Regions from separate parts of the Homo sapiens genome. Here region 2 is linked to region 1. Evidence: read pairs that join two places in POLR2A ChIA-PET (ENCODE). Cell type or tissue: MCF 10A. All regions are shown on one strand. Links, peaks and the distances in the headings refer to the core of each region. The heading gives the core; the rest is flanking DNA. Region 1 overlaps SPTAN1 (spectrin alpha, non-erythrocytic 1). Region 2 overlaps LOC101929270 (a long non-coding RNA gene).

Region 1 (6,757 bases), core at 1,758-6,757:
CAGTTCCTGCTAGGTTATGTCTTTTCAGGGGGAAGGGGTTCTCAGAGGCAGGGAGTGGCAGCAAACATAAAGAACTGGGGTAAATGCCAACGTTTTTAACAGAAGGCAATTGGAGTTTGTATGAAATATTTTAGGGTTCATCTCTTGGGGAGTTAGCAAAGGAGGAAGGAAATGTACTAGCTCAGGAGTAGATGAACTGGAAGTCCTTTTTTTTGAGACAGGGTCTTGCTCAGTTGCCCAGGCTGGAGTGCAGTGGCGTAATCTCAGCTCACTGCAGCCTCAACCTCTTCGGCTCAAGCAATCCTCCTACCTCAGCCTCCCGAATAGCTGGGACCATGGGTGCATGACATCACACCCAGCTAATTTTTCTATTTTTTGTAGAGATGGGGTTTCGCCATGTTGCCCAGGCTGGTCTTGAACTCCCGAGCTCAAGCAATCGAGCCACATTGGCCTCCCAAAGTTCTGGGATTACAAGCATGAGCCACCAAGCCTGGCCAAAAAATCAATTCTTGCAGTAGCTATGCTAGCTATTTGGGAGTGAAGCCCTAGAATTACACACTTCCTAACACTTTCCAGAAGATGGCAATGGCCAACTTCAGTTTTGAATCTGCTTGTACATCAATTTCCATCCATGGCTTTCTCCTTATTGGAGACAGGCTGTAATGAATGAGATACATATGGACATTTCATTATCTAAAGCAGAAATCACCATTAAGCAAAATTCATAACATAAATTGTAATAACCAGCAAAATAATATTTGATGGTCAGTCTTTTCCCTCTGTTGACAGAGGAGAAATCTACAGCTACTACAGACATTGGCTTTGTTGATTTATCTTTAGGTAGCTGTCATTAATCAAAACACTGGGATACTGTCAGAACCCAGGCTTGACTGCAGGAAGGAATTTATTTTACTGGGAAATGAAAGGGCTAGGAGAAGGATGGGCTCCTGATCCTGGGCGCCTGATATGGTTTTTATGAATCCATAAAGAAACAGAAGGTACTGAAATGCTACAAGAGACAATTGCAAGGACATAGCAGCTATGCCACAATTCTGGGAAAAACAATTGGCTGGGTAAGAAATGCAGGGTCTCAGGGGAGTGTTATTTGGGGGGCAAAAAAAAAACAACTAAAAGGCAGTAGTGTTGGGGAATTCTGCATCAAATGTTTCATTTCAGAGGCAGCAACTGTCAAAGGATGGAGCCATCTGGCTCAATTCAGCACTAACATGAAATGTCCTTGTTACGTTCTCCCACCGCCTGATCCCAAAGCCAAGAAGGAAAAGGGTCTCAAACACTCAGATATCCTGACAAAAGTCCCATTACCCTCTTCTTCTGTTCCTTGTTCTGATCACCCTTTGGTTCAAATCCCATTTACTCTCTTCTCTATCTTCATTTCTTCCACCCGCTTAAGTAACTTTGAGCTACATGTTGACTGAAGTCTCCTTTCACTACCTGTTGAGTGATGTCTGCTTTTATCTTAACTTCTCATTTGTGTTCCTTGAAGATTTGGAGGTATTAATAGACCATCCGTCTCTCTACAGTTCTCTAGCTGTTCCTCTCCTGACTGGCACCTCTGGATGCCAGAGTGGGTATGCATTAAAACCCTCACACCAGACTGGCCTCCCCAACCCAGGCCACCGAACACCATGAGCTCATAGCAAGTCTGAGCCAATGTCTACACAGAAAAAGCTGAAGCTGATGTTCCATCTTCAAAAGGAAGCACTCCTTGAAAGAAAATGGTCAATTACTGCCCCGCAAATCAAACACTGTACAGAATTTGCCTAAGTGATAAACTGGGGGAGAGAAGGGGGAGTAAGGCGTTGCAGGCTAATTACAACAGAAAAAGCCACATCCCACAGGGACACTTGAATGGAGTGTAATGGATGATTAGAAATGAAAAGGATGGATGAAGAGACACCAGCAAACCGTGTGACCACAATAATAACAATAATCTACGCAGAGTAACACAAATACTGGAGCTCATTTAACTACAACTCTTAAAAAAATTAAAAACTTACCAGCAGCTTGGAAAGCTACAAAAACAGATTAAAAGAACAAGAGTTCAGTACACTGATGTGGACACACATATCAGCTATTAAATAGAAACTCATTTTGTCATACTTCCCCCAGGAAGCTCAGCATTTGGGAACAGTAATAGAAGGGGGATTCTATAGACTTTTATTACAGCAGAAATAGTTTTAATGGAGACAAATGAGGAAGGCAACTTTTAAATGGCTCTGAAACTTGACTAGGGCTTTCCCACTGGCTGGGCTTACTGAAATATTTCTCACTGACTTCCCATGGGTGCAAGGAGATTGTTTTATAAATGCTTTATTTAACAAAATCTACTCAATAACATAAGGCTACATCAAGACCAACACCCAGTCACTTCAGCTTACCTGGATGTTGGTGGGATCCTTGTACGACTCATCACTCGCTGTTTGCAATTTTTCACTGATCCAAGCCTCAATCTCATCCACATCCCGGCTGAACTGTTGGAGGGTTTGAGATTCTCCTAGCTTTGACCTTTTCTCAATCATCTGGGCTTTCAGACGTCGCCACCTGAAAGAGTGAAACCATGAGATCCAACATGAGCATATCTTACCGTGGAGAAGGAAGTGGGGAGACAGAACAGGCCTGGGCCTTCGTATGAGGGGATGCATCCTCTCAGGGCTGGTGACTATGTCAGTGCCACAGGACACCCACCTGTCCAAGACCTCATTGCGCCGGCTAGAAATGTCTCCCTTGGCATAATGGCCGGCAGCGATGAGCTGGTCGGCAAAGGCCTGCAGAGCAGCAATCTTCTCTTCCTGTCAGAAAACAAAGGCATGAGATCAAGGTGGGCCTGTGGCTGGGCCCTGCCTGGACTGCCAGTCTTGAGAAAAGGATAGTTATTTTGGGTGACTGAGAACTAGCTGGTGGCAGGATCAGAATACACTGACACTTTAGAAGCAAGAGTGTAAAATGCCAAAAGAAAGCTTGATTTCATTCATTACTAGAGTAGAGTTTAACTCAAGAAGTCTCCAGGTCACTCAGGTGGGGCAGGTGTTAGAATATCAGAACAGAACAAAATTAAGCCTGATAATAGGAAAATGCTGTCAGATTTACAGCAAAGTGACGTATAAATCAAACAGTTTTACATCTTCCTTGTTGTTTGTTCATTATTCCCTTACCTACCCACACATTTGTTTTCCATCCCTTTGATAATATTTTTTTTTCCTGTGGCACCCCCATTATTAAAATCTCAGAAATACCAGAATCTATAAAGTTTTAAAGATTATTTATGTACATATTTTTCTTAGACAACGCAGGTATTCCTTGGAGATATAACAGTGACTATATAAGCCAAGAAACAGATGTCAATCAGGAAAAATCCAGACTCCAACTCCATGGTCCAGAGGCCTCACCTGGACGTTAATCGCTTTGTCAAAGTCTTCATGTTTTTTGATCAGAGCCTCTACGCTGTCCAGTGAGTCTCCTTTGTCTTCGGTATTCAAGAAGGCCTCCCGGGCAGCCATCCAGTTCTCAGCTTGCTCACAGTCCCGATGGAACAGCTAAAGAGGGCAAGAGGCAGGTGAGAAAATGAGGCCCTTCAGCAAGGAAACACTTGGTCAGAAACCAGGAGCACACACACCTGCAGTTCAAGGCACTGATCCAGCATCATCCTGCGCTGAACCCAGGCCTTCTCCAGGTCTGCACGCTCCTGGTCAAGAATATCAAGTTTCTGCTTGATCTCAGGGCTGGCATAGTGTCCGTGAGCCAACAGCTGCTGTCCAAACTGCTCAAATGCCTGGAAAGTGCCAGCCCTGGCATCGATTTCTGTCCGGTGTTCCTGCCAAAAGGAGGGAAGGGATTAGGTAACTGGCAGCAGATGCCCACTCTGACGTCAACCACCGACTCACCACAAAGGGTGGGAATGAGGCCTCTAGGGCCCTGCAGAGCAGCCACGTCTTTGCTACTCAGCAGGCAGGTCCACCCACCTGGTGTCGCTCCAGCAATGCCTCAGCTCCGGTGACATCCTTGGCTAGCTCATCTGAGGACACCAACCCCCGTATTCCATTGATCCAAGACATGAGGTCCCTGGAAACCAGCACCCCAGAAAAATAGCTATTATATTACCTGGTAAGGAGATCTTCTGCCCAGGAAAACAGAGAATGACATAATTCTTGCCTCAGAAAGTTATCTTGGGTTAATCTGATCTACTGAATGAGGCTAGGTCTTTGGGCAAAGTGTTAAAAAACTTCTTGTTATTTTTTTAAAAGTCCGAATTTCTCAGAGGAAAAGTCAGTAGGCTTATAATTAAGATCTTTTCACCCTCCAGAATAACAAGTTCTAGCTACAATTAAGTCTTTGATAGCTTCAAATGAAAAAGCTTTTGTTGGCCAGGCGTGGTGGCTCATGCCTGTAATCCCAGCACTTTGGGAGGCTGAGGCAGGAGGATCGCTTGAGCTCAGGAATTCAAGATCAGTTTGGGCAATGTGGTGCAACCCTGTCTCTAAAAAAAAAAGAAAAAAAAGAAAAAGCCTTTCTTTAGGATTAACCCTTGAAGCCCTAGGCCTGGGCATACATTTGATCCAGTTTCTCACAGCTGTACAACCACAAGGGCACAAAACTGAGTGTGTAAGGTCAGATATGGTATGATTCCTTTTATATGACATGTCCAGAAGAGGCAAATCCATAGACATAGAAAGCAGATAAAGGATTCCTAGTGGGTGGGGAAGAGAGAAGAGGGGGTGATTAGTTAAGGAATGTTATTCTAGGGCAATGAAAATGTTCCAAAACTAGAGAGGGGTGGCTGCACAACACCGTGAATACATTAAATGTCATTGGATTGCACATTTTAAAGTAGTTAATTGTATGTTACGTGGCTTTTACCTCAATAAAAAGAAGAAAAAGACAACCAGGCGCAGTGGCTCACGCCTGTAATCCCAGCACTTTGGGAGGCCGAGGTGGGTGGATCACCTGAGGTCAGGAGTTCGAGACCAGCCTGACCAACATGGAGAAACCCCGCCTCTACTAAAAAAAATACAAAATTAGCCGGGCTTGGTGGTGCATGCCTGTGATCCCAGCTACTTGGGAGGCTGAGGCAGGAGAATCGCTTGAACCCAGGAGGCGGAGGTTGCGGTGAGCTGAGATCGCACCACTGCACTCCAGCCTGGGCACAAAAGCGAAACGCTTCCCCCCCCAAAAAAAAAATATATATATATATATGTCTAGGGAAAAATATAATGTCATATGGCAAGGAGATGAGAGGGAGTATGCCCATACTTGGATAGGAAAGTAGAGACTTGTTTTTTTTTTTTTTTTTTGAGGCAGAGTCTTGCTCCATCGCCCAGGCTAGAGTACGGTGGTGCGATCTCGGCTCACTGCAACCTCCGCCTCCAGGTTCAAATGATTCTCCTGCCTCAGCCTCCCGAGTAGCTGGAATTACAGGTGTGTGCCAGTGTGCCACCACGCCCGGCTGGTTTGTATTTTTAGTAGAGATGGGGTTTCACCATATTGGCCAGGCTGGTCCTGAATTCCTGACCTCGTGATCCACCTGCTTTGACTTCCCAAAGTGCTGGGATTACAGGCGTGAGCCACCGTGCCCGGCTGCAGAGACTTATTTTTAACAATATGGCATTCAGTAGTTTGACTATTTTACATTGATTATGTACTACTTTTTTCTGTTTTTAATTTTTTTTTTTTTTTGAGATGGAGTTTCACTCTTGTTGCCCGGGCTGGAGTGCAGTGGCACGATCTTGGCTCACTGCAACCTCCGCCTCCCAGGTTCAAGCGATTCTCCTGCCTCAGCCTCCTGAGTAGCTGGGATTACAGATGCCTGCCACCACACCTGGCTAATTTTTGTACTTTTGGTAGAGACGGCATTTCGCCATGTTGGCCAGGCTGGTCTTGAACTCTTGACCTCAGGTGATCTGCCCGCCTTGGCCTACCAAAGTGCTGGGGTTATAGACGTGAGCCACTGTGCCTGGCCGTTTTTGATTTTTAAATTAAAATTTTATAATAGAAATAGGGTTTCGCCATGTAGCCCAGGCTGGTCTCCGGCTCCTGAGTTCAAGCAATTCGCTTGCCTTGGCCCCCCAAAGTGCTTGGATTATAGGTGTGAGCCATTGTACCCTGCTGAGCATGTACTATTTTCACAATAAAAATGACCCCTACAAAGAAGGCTCTATGTTCCAGAAGTCTGAGTGAACATGGCTCCGTACCGGAAATCGCTAAGGAAGCGCTGCAGGTCGTGGGAGTCACCCAACTTTGCCTTGCGCTGATCTGCACGTTTCCCCAGGCTGCTCCAGGCCTGGTTTAACTCTGTGCACTTTTCCTGCAGGTCTTCTGCTGACTCGGGATGGGACTGGATCAGGCGCTCTGCTGTTTCACCAAGGGAGTTTACCTATGGGAAGAAAGTGGTGAATGAGCTTGCAGTAAGGGGGTATGCTCTGCAGAACAGAAGACTCTGCTCTTTCTGGGGCAAAAATGCCAGACAGAAGATGACTTTGGGTCCTCTCACCTTGTCACCGAGAGCCGCAAGGTCCCTCTCGAAGCCCTCATGCTTGCGTTGCAGGGCCTGGACACTGGCGAGATCATGTCCATAATTGTCTGTGTTTAGAGCTTGATTCTTCTCTTCAATCCATTCTTTGGTTTCATCAGCATCTCTAAAGGCGAGACACATTCAGGTTAAGAAATGCCAAGTACAACTGCCTTGATTACAGGACACTAAAAAAAATTTATTTATTTATTTATTTATTTATTTACTGAGATG
Region 2 (6,757 bases), core at 973-5,972, 63 kb after region 1:
CTGCATTCCAGCTCAGGCAATAGAGTGAGACCTTGTCTCAAAAAAAAAAAAAAAAAAAAAAAGAATGTTAATAATTTAAAAAAATATATTAGGCATAACCTAGTCACCAAGTGAAAAATGATTAATTACGATTCATAAATTCAAGACTATATTCATGATATAATACTTATTGACTTGAGAAAATATTTGAAGTGTTACTGAATTTTAGGTTACATGAATGGTACTCAGTCCATTTAAGTAAGAATTATAGGCTGGGCGCAGTGGCTCACGCCTGTAATCCCAGCACTTTGGGATGCCAAGGAGGGTGGATCACCTGAGGTCAGGAGTTCGAGACCAGCCTGACCAACATGATGAAACCTCGTCTCTAGACTAGAATTTCAACCCCAGCTTTCCTGGGTTTCCAGCTTGCAGATGGCAGATTGTGGGACTTCTCAGTCTCCATAATCTCATGAATAAATTCCTCGTAATTAAATCTCATCATATCCCTGTCCATCCATCCGTCTCCTATTGGTCTGTTTCTCTGGGGACCCTAATACAGTGAACTTCCATAGGCCTGTCACCCAGCTCCAACAGTTATCAACATTCTGCCATTCTTGTTTGTTTTTTTGAGACTGAGTCTCGCTCTTGTTGCCCAAGCTGGAGTGCAATGGCATGATCTCAGCTCACTGCAAACTCCGCCTCCCGGGTTCAAGTGATTCTCCTGCCTCAGCCTCCCGAATAGCTGGGATTACAAGCATCTGCCACCACACCCAGCTAATTTTTGTGTATTTTTAGTAGAGACAGGGTTTCACCATGTTGGCCAGGCTGGTCTTGAGCTCCTGACCGCAGGTGATCTGCCCGCCTTGGCCTCCCAAAGTGCTGGGATTACAGGCATGAGCCACCACACCTGGCCCATTCTGCCAAGTAGGTAAGTAATCATTGATTACTTCACCTTTAACATAGTATTTTCAGGCCGGGCGCAGTGGCTCACACCTGTAATCCCAGTACTTTGGGAGGCCGAGGTGGGCAAATCACGAGGTCAAGAGATGTAGACCATCCTGGCCAACATGGTGAAACCCCGTCTCTACTAAAAATACAAAAATTAGCTGGGTGTGGTGGCGTGCATCTGTAGTCCCAGCTACGTGGGAGGCTGAGGCAGGAGGATCGCTTGAACCTGGGAGGTGGAGGTTGCAGTGAGCCAAGATTGTGCCACTGCGCTACAGCCTGGCGACAGAGCGAGACTCCGTCTCAAAAAAAAAAAAAAAATTACTTGCCAAACTTATTTGACTATCAAGCCCTTTTTTTGAACCCTGCAGAAAAGCACTCTGGGATTTAAACCATCAGCTGACTGGCTGTCAGGCCTTTGGACTTAGACTAGATGAAATAAGTCTATCTGTGCTCCTGTAACTTTTAGCTCAACCCATCAAGTGCTCCAGGTGCTTAAATCGCATTCTCGATTGAATTAAAATTCTACCTTCAAGTCACCTATGTTGAAAACATGTTTAGAGTCAACATTCCATCCTTGCTACAGGTCGATGGCTTCAAGGTAACCTTAGTCACCAGGGTCCTGTTTTCAGGGTTGTAGGTTCCAGAGGTTGATTTTGTCACCTCATCAGAATTGTAAGCATGTTTTTTTGCAGGGTGAAAAGAGAGGTATCTGTTAATTTTGAAATAGTTTCCAATTTACAGGAAAGTTACAAGAATACTGGGAAGAAATCCCATATACCCTTCACCCAGATTCCCCCATTTGTTAACCTTTGACCACATTTGCTTTATTATTCTATGTTTACATATATAGACACACATAACAGCTGTATACATATACATTGTCATACACACGTGTATACATATATATGTATACACATATATATCCCCTCCCCCCAGTCATTTGAAAATAAGTTGCAGGCCGGGTGTGGTGGCTCATGCCTGTAATCCCAGCACTCTGGGAGGCCGAGGTGGGCAGATCACCTGAAGTCAGGAGTTCAAGACCAGCCTGGCCAACATGGCGGAACCCCGTCTCTACTAAAAATACAAAAATTAGCTAGGTGTGGTGGGTGCCTGTAATCTCAGCTACTCAGGAGGCTGAGGCAGGAGAATCGCTTGAACCCGGGAGGCAGGGATTGCAGGGAGCGAGATCACACTACTGCACTCTAGCCTGGGCGACAGAGCTAGACTCTGTTTCAAAAAAATAAATAAGTTGCAGACATCATGCCCACTTACCTCAATGTATATTTTCCAAGAATAAGAACATTCATTTTCATAACCACAGTACAATGATCAAAGTCAAGAGATGCATGTTGACACAGTACTATTATCTAATATACAGGCCTTATTCAAGTTTTACCAATTGTTCCAATGTCCTTTATAGCAAAAAACACACCCACAGAAATATCTTTATTTTTAGTGCAGGTTCCAATCTAGGATCACATGCTGCACTGAGTATAAATATCCTGAAAGAACTAAAAGAAAAAAAAAGTTCTTGAATACATCCTTCTGGAAAAAACTGATACTTTCTTAAATGGAGGCTGGCTTTAAATGAAAGGATAAATCCCTTTATAATGGGTGTTTTTGTAAATGCATCACATAGCCAGGAAGACTATAGTTCTAATCTGCTTTTTTTCCCCCTAGAGATAGCGTCTCACTCTGTTGCCCAGGCTGAAGTACAGTGGTACAATGATGGCTCATTGCAGACTTAACCTCCTGGGCTCAAGCAATCCTCCTGCCTCAGTCTCTCAAGTGGCTGGGACTACAGGCGTGTGACCTGTTTTTTTTGTTTGTTTTTGTTTTTTTTTTGAGACAGAGTCTGGCTCTGTCACCCAGGCTGGAGTGCAGTGGCGTGATCTCGGCTCACTGCAAGCTCCACCTCCCAGGTTCACGCCATTCTCCTGCCTCAGCCTCCCCAGCAGCTGGAACTACAGGCGCACGCTGCCACGCCTGGCTACTTTTTTTGTATTTTTAGTAGACACGGAGTTTCACCGTGTTAGCCAGGATGGTCTGGATTTCCTGACCTCATGATCCGCCCGCCTCGGCCTCCCAAAGTGCTGGGATTACAGGCGTGAGCCACTGCACCCGGCCGGCTGTTTTTGTTTGTTTTTTTTTTTTTTTTTTTTTAAGAGATGGGGTCTCACTGTATTGCCCAGGCTGGTCTCAAACTCCTGGGCTCAAGTAATCTTCCTGCCTTGGCCTCCCAAGTCGCTGGGATTGCAGGTGTGAACCACTGCACCTGGCTTAATCTACTCTCTGTAGGTCCACTGGAAATCTAATGTCAGGAATTCATTAGGCAGGATGAAGAAAAGTGAAGGGGATTACCAGGTGTGACATAGGCACTTGTAAGAAGCTCTGTGGCTCTTAGTGGAGCTTTTGGTTTTCCTGACACTGAGATAGAAGATGTCCAAGCCTAATTTTGTCACTGCTATCATCATAGAAAGCTGGAGAAGTAGGGGGAAAGCTCCTAGCACATGGGTGGGAAATCCTCAGAAATCTATTCTTCTATGTAAGGGAGGTGTAGAGTTTCTGTCCTCTTGGAATTTTTAATTTGTCATCAGATTTGCTTTAGCAGGACAATAATGTGACAAAAACATGGATCCTCAGCCTGATAAATGAGGTCAAGTTTGAAAGCAAGAAAGGAGACAAGTGAGTATTTGAATTAAAGCCGAAGGCAGTCCTTAGTATTCTGCTGTAAGGAGTCTGATGCTACTTTCCATCAGGAGCTGCATCTCTCATCTAGTAATCATTATCTCTATCCGTCAGTATCAAAAACCTGGACTCCCAGTGCTCTCCTTTCTTGGTTTACCATTGAAATCCATTAGGAATACCAGCATCAAATGACATATGCAAGACCACTAACCACTAGAGGAAGAATATTCAAATAATTCAAAAATCGTAAGAGGTATTTCATAAATTTTCTTTTTAATTTATTTATTTAAAATTTTAAAAATTTATAATAGAGATGGGGTCTCACTATGTTGCCCAGGCTGCTCTTGAACTCCTGAGCTCAAGCAATCCTTCCACCTTGGCCTCCCAAAGTGCTAGGGTTACAGGCATGAGCCATCATGCCCAGCCTAAGAGGTATTTTCTATGAAGTAATACAAATCCAAAGTGGAAGAGAAATTATAGATCATCTCATCCAGTGATTTTTCATTTTGTTTTTGACAGATGAACTTTTCCATACATAATCTTACATGGAACCATAATATATCATACAGCACATAAAACAAAAAGGCTGTGGCAGAGAGGATCCCAGAGCTCCATTAGAACCCCTAAATGGTTGTGCAAAACATGAGCTGCACAACTCTGGGAGGTACCATGACCTCCATCATAATTTTACTTTATTTTTTAAAGCTTTTCAGTGAAGATTGGAAAACCTGCTAGACAAATTCTAAAAGAGCTGTAACACTCATAGATTTGTACAGTTATTAACAGGGCAGTTGTCCAATAGAGGGTGGTAGTATCTTGAAGGAAAAGGGATGCCTTTTGGAAATTTGCTTTAAGCCTCTGTATGTTGACTGGCTACAGGGCTGAGCCCCATTCACTCAACATCCCCCTGTCCTGAAGTCATTGCTTCCCAACCTATTCCCTGTCACGGTACCTAGAAAATGATGCCTTTTTTTTTTCTCTTTTCTTTTTCAGATAGAGTCTTCCTCTGTCGCCTAGGCTGGAGTGCAGTGGCGCGATCTCGGCGCACCGCAACCTCTGCCTCCCGGGTTCAAGCGAATTCTCCTGCCTCAGCCTCCGGAGTAGCTGGGATTACAGATGTGCTCCACCATGCCCGGCTAATTTTTGTATTTTTAGTAGAGATGGGGGGGTTTCACCATGTTGGCCAGGCTGGTCTCGAACTCCTGACCTTGTGATCCACTAGCTTCGGCCTCCCGAAGTTCTGGGATTACAGGCATGAGCCACCACACCCGGATGAATTATGCCATTTTTAAGGCAAAGGTAAGGAGAGGAAATGTGAATGGAACCGCTCCTGGGGGCTCACCCACCACAGGCCTTGTCTGGGAGGGCTAATGAGGTCATCATGCCAAGGCACACCAGCTGGGAAGCTCTTCGCTAAGGAACTGCTATCAAGCATAGTTTGAAAACTACAGTGACATGTCCAGTTCTTTTGTTTTACAGGTGGGGATACTGAGGTTCAGAGCGGGTGAAGGACCTTCCCAAGGCCAAAAAACCTAAAAGTGATTTGAGCCGGGGTCTCCTGACTCCGTCCCCAGTGTTCATTCCATTGTGTCTACCTTATTTATTTATTTATTTTTTTGAGACAGGGTCTTGCTCTGTCACCCAGGCTGGAGTGCAGTGGCATGATCACAGCTCGCTGCAGCCTCGACCTCCCAAGCTCAAGTGATCTGCCCACCTTAGCCTCCTGAGTAGCTGGGACTACAGACATGTGCCACCATGCCTGAAAAATTTAAAAAAAAATTTTTTTTTTTTTTGAGACAGAGTCTTACTCTGTCGCCCAGGCTGGAGTGATCTCGGCTCACTGCAGCCTCTGCCTCCTGGGTTCCAGCAATTCTCCTGCCCCAGCCGCCTCTTGGGTAGCTGGGATTACAGGCACACACCACCATGCCCAGCTAATTTTTGTAATTTTAGTGGAGACAGGGTTTTGCCATGTTGGCCAGGCTGGTAAGACGTGAGCCACCGCGCCTGGCCAAAAAAATTTGTTTTAGACATGGGGGTCTCACTATGTTGCCCAGGCTGGTCTTGAACTCCTGGACTTAAACAATCCTCCCACCTCAGCCTCCCAAAGTGTTGGGACTGCAGGCATGAGCCACTAAGCACGGCCTATTGTGTCTTTCAAAGATTTTAATACACTTTCACATCTCTTGCTAGATAAAATAGGGTCAGTTATTAGTACATAATTCCAAAAAAGGAAATGACAGAAAAAGAAGTAATATTCCCAAGGTGTAGGTCAAGAAGACCAAAAGGAATAAATGCATACCGCTCTATACCTGGACTTGTATACTATCATGATTTACATAGCTCAAGGCAGAGGAAATTGATCATATTGAACCAATATATCAGCAATGGGTTTTTCAAAAAACCAAGCTTTATTATTAATTTTTTTTGGCACCTTAATTAACAATTCATAGAATGGGTCACTTCAGGCCACTCAAGAGTACCAGTGAACACTCCCCCACAAACACACCCTGCCACAAGACATTTAGCACAGAGGAACAGATCCATGGCCACTGCCTCTGCAGTATCAAAGAGAATTAGTCTTTCCACAAAACAAATTTTAACAGCCAATCTCTGGATTTCTGTAGTGGCTTTAGTCAGGCATATTTATCATCATATTAGCAGTGTTCAGTTCCTGCCCAACATCTTTATTTAATCCCAATTCAATGCTTATGGATGCTCAGCTCATGTTTAATGTTGCAAGCCCCATCTTAGCCCATCTTAATTCAAACAGAAAAGAAACAAAACAAAACAAAAACAAAAAAGGTACCTGCCTGGTTCATGGATCCCTAGCCATCCAGGGACCAAATTCCAAATTAGGATGACAAAGAGTTTCCCTTAGTTCAAAATGACATGTGTTTCCAGTCCTAATCCCAGATGTTAATCTAGCCATAGTGTCACCTGAGCCTTAGTCCATGTGTATATCACATACTTCCTCTAGCTTTAGAATGACTTCACAAGCTGAGAAAGGCAAAACAACCATAACCCAGACTTGCATGTAAGTATCTGGCCTCAACTATTAAATAATACTTAAAAGGGAACCTTATGAGCCTTAGCTCTTTCTGGAAATTCATCTGAACAGGGGTGAGGGTGGGTAGGTGGGTGC

Evidence for each region. ChIA-PET counts read pairs that join two places held together with the same protein. Peaks named below come from ENCODE experiments on the same cell type or tissue, not always from the same donor. Only the 100,000 strongest peaks of a DNase experiment are listed, where the experiment ranks them.
Region 2: POLR2A ChIA-PET joins it to region 1 with 5 read pairs; 13 of 35 experiments call an interaction of 5 or more read pairs at or near these places.

The regions. Positions count from the first base shown.
Region 1 is chr9:128,604,927-128,611,683 of GRCh38, reverse strand. It overlaps SPTAN1 (spectrin alpha, non-erythrocytic 1), which reads right to left. Exons shown (of 57, transcript NM_001130438.3): 30 at 6,506-6,650; 31 at 6,207-6,388; 32 at 3,981-4,080; 33 at 3,635-3,832; 34 at 3,408-3,554; 35 at 2,707-2,810; 36 at 2,400-2,562; 37 at 2,019-2,033. Among named protein-coding and RNA genes, the nearest start is that of DYNC2I2, 49 kb to the left of the region's middle. In MCF 10A, for the core only: no CTCF peak of the experiment used is centred there; a DNase peak (open chromatin) is centred at 3,703.
Region 2 is chr9:128,541,536-128,548,292 of GRCh38, reverse strand. It overlaps LOC101929270 (a long non-coding RNA gene), which reads left to right. Exons shown (of 4, transcript NR_188457.1): 2 at 4,609-4,914. GLE1 (GLE1 RNA export mediator) reads right to left here. Exons shown (of 16, transcript NM_001003722.2): 16 at 6,005-6,757. It also overlaps the pseudogene RNU7-171P. Among named protein-coding and RNA genes, the nearest start is that of SPTAN1, 7.7 kb to the left of the region's middle. In MCF 10A, for the core only: no CTCF peak of the experiment used is centred there; no DNase peak of the experiment used is centred there.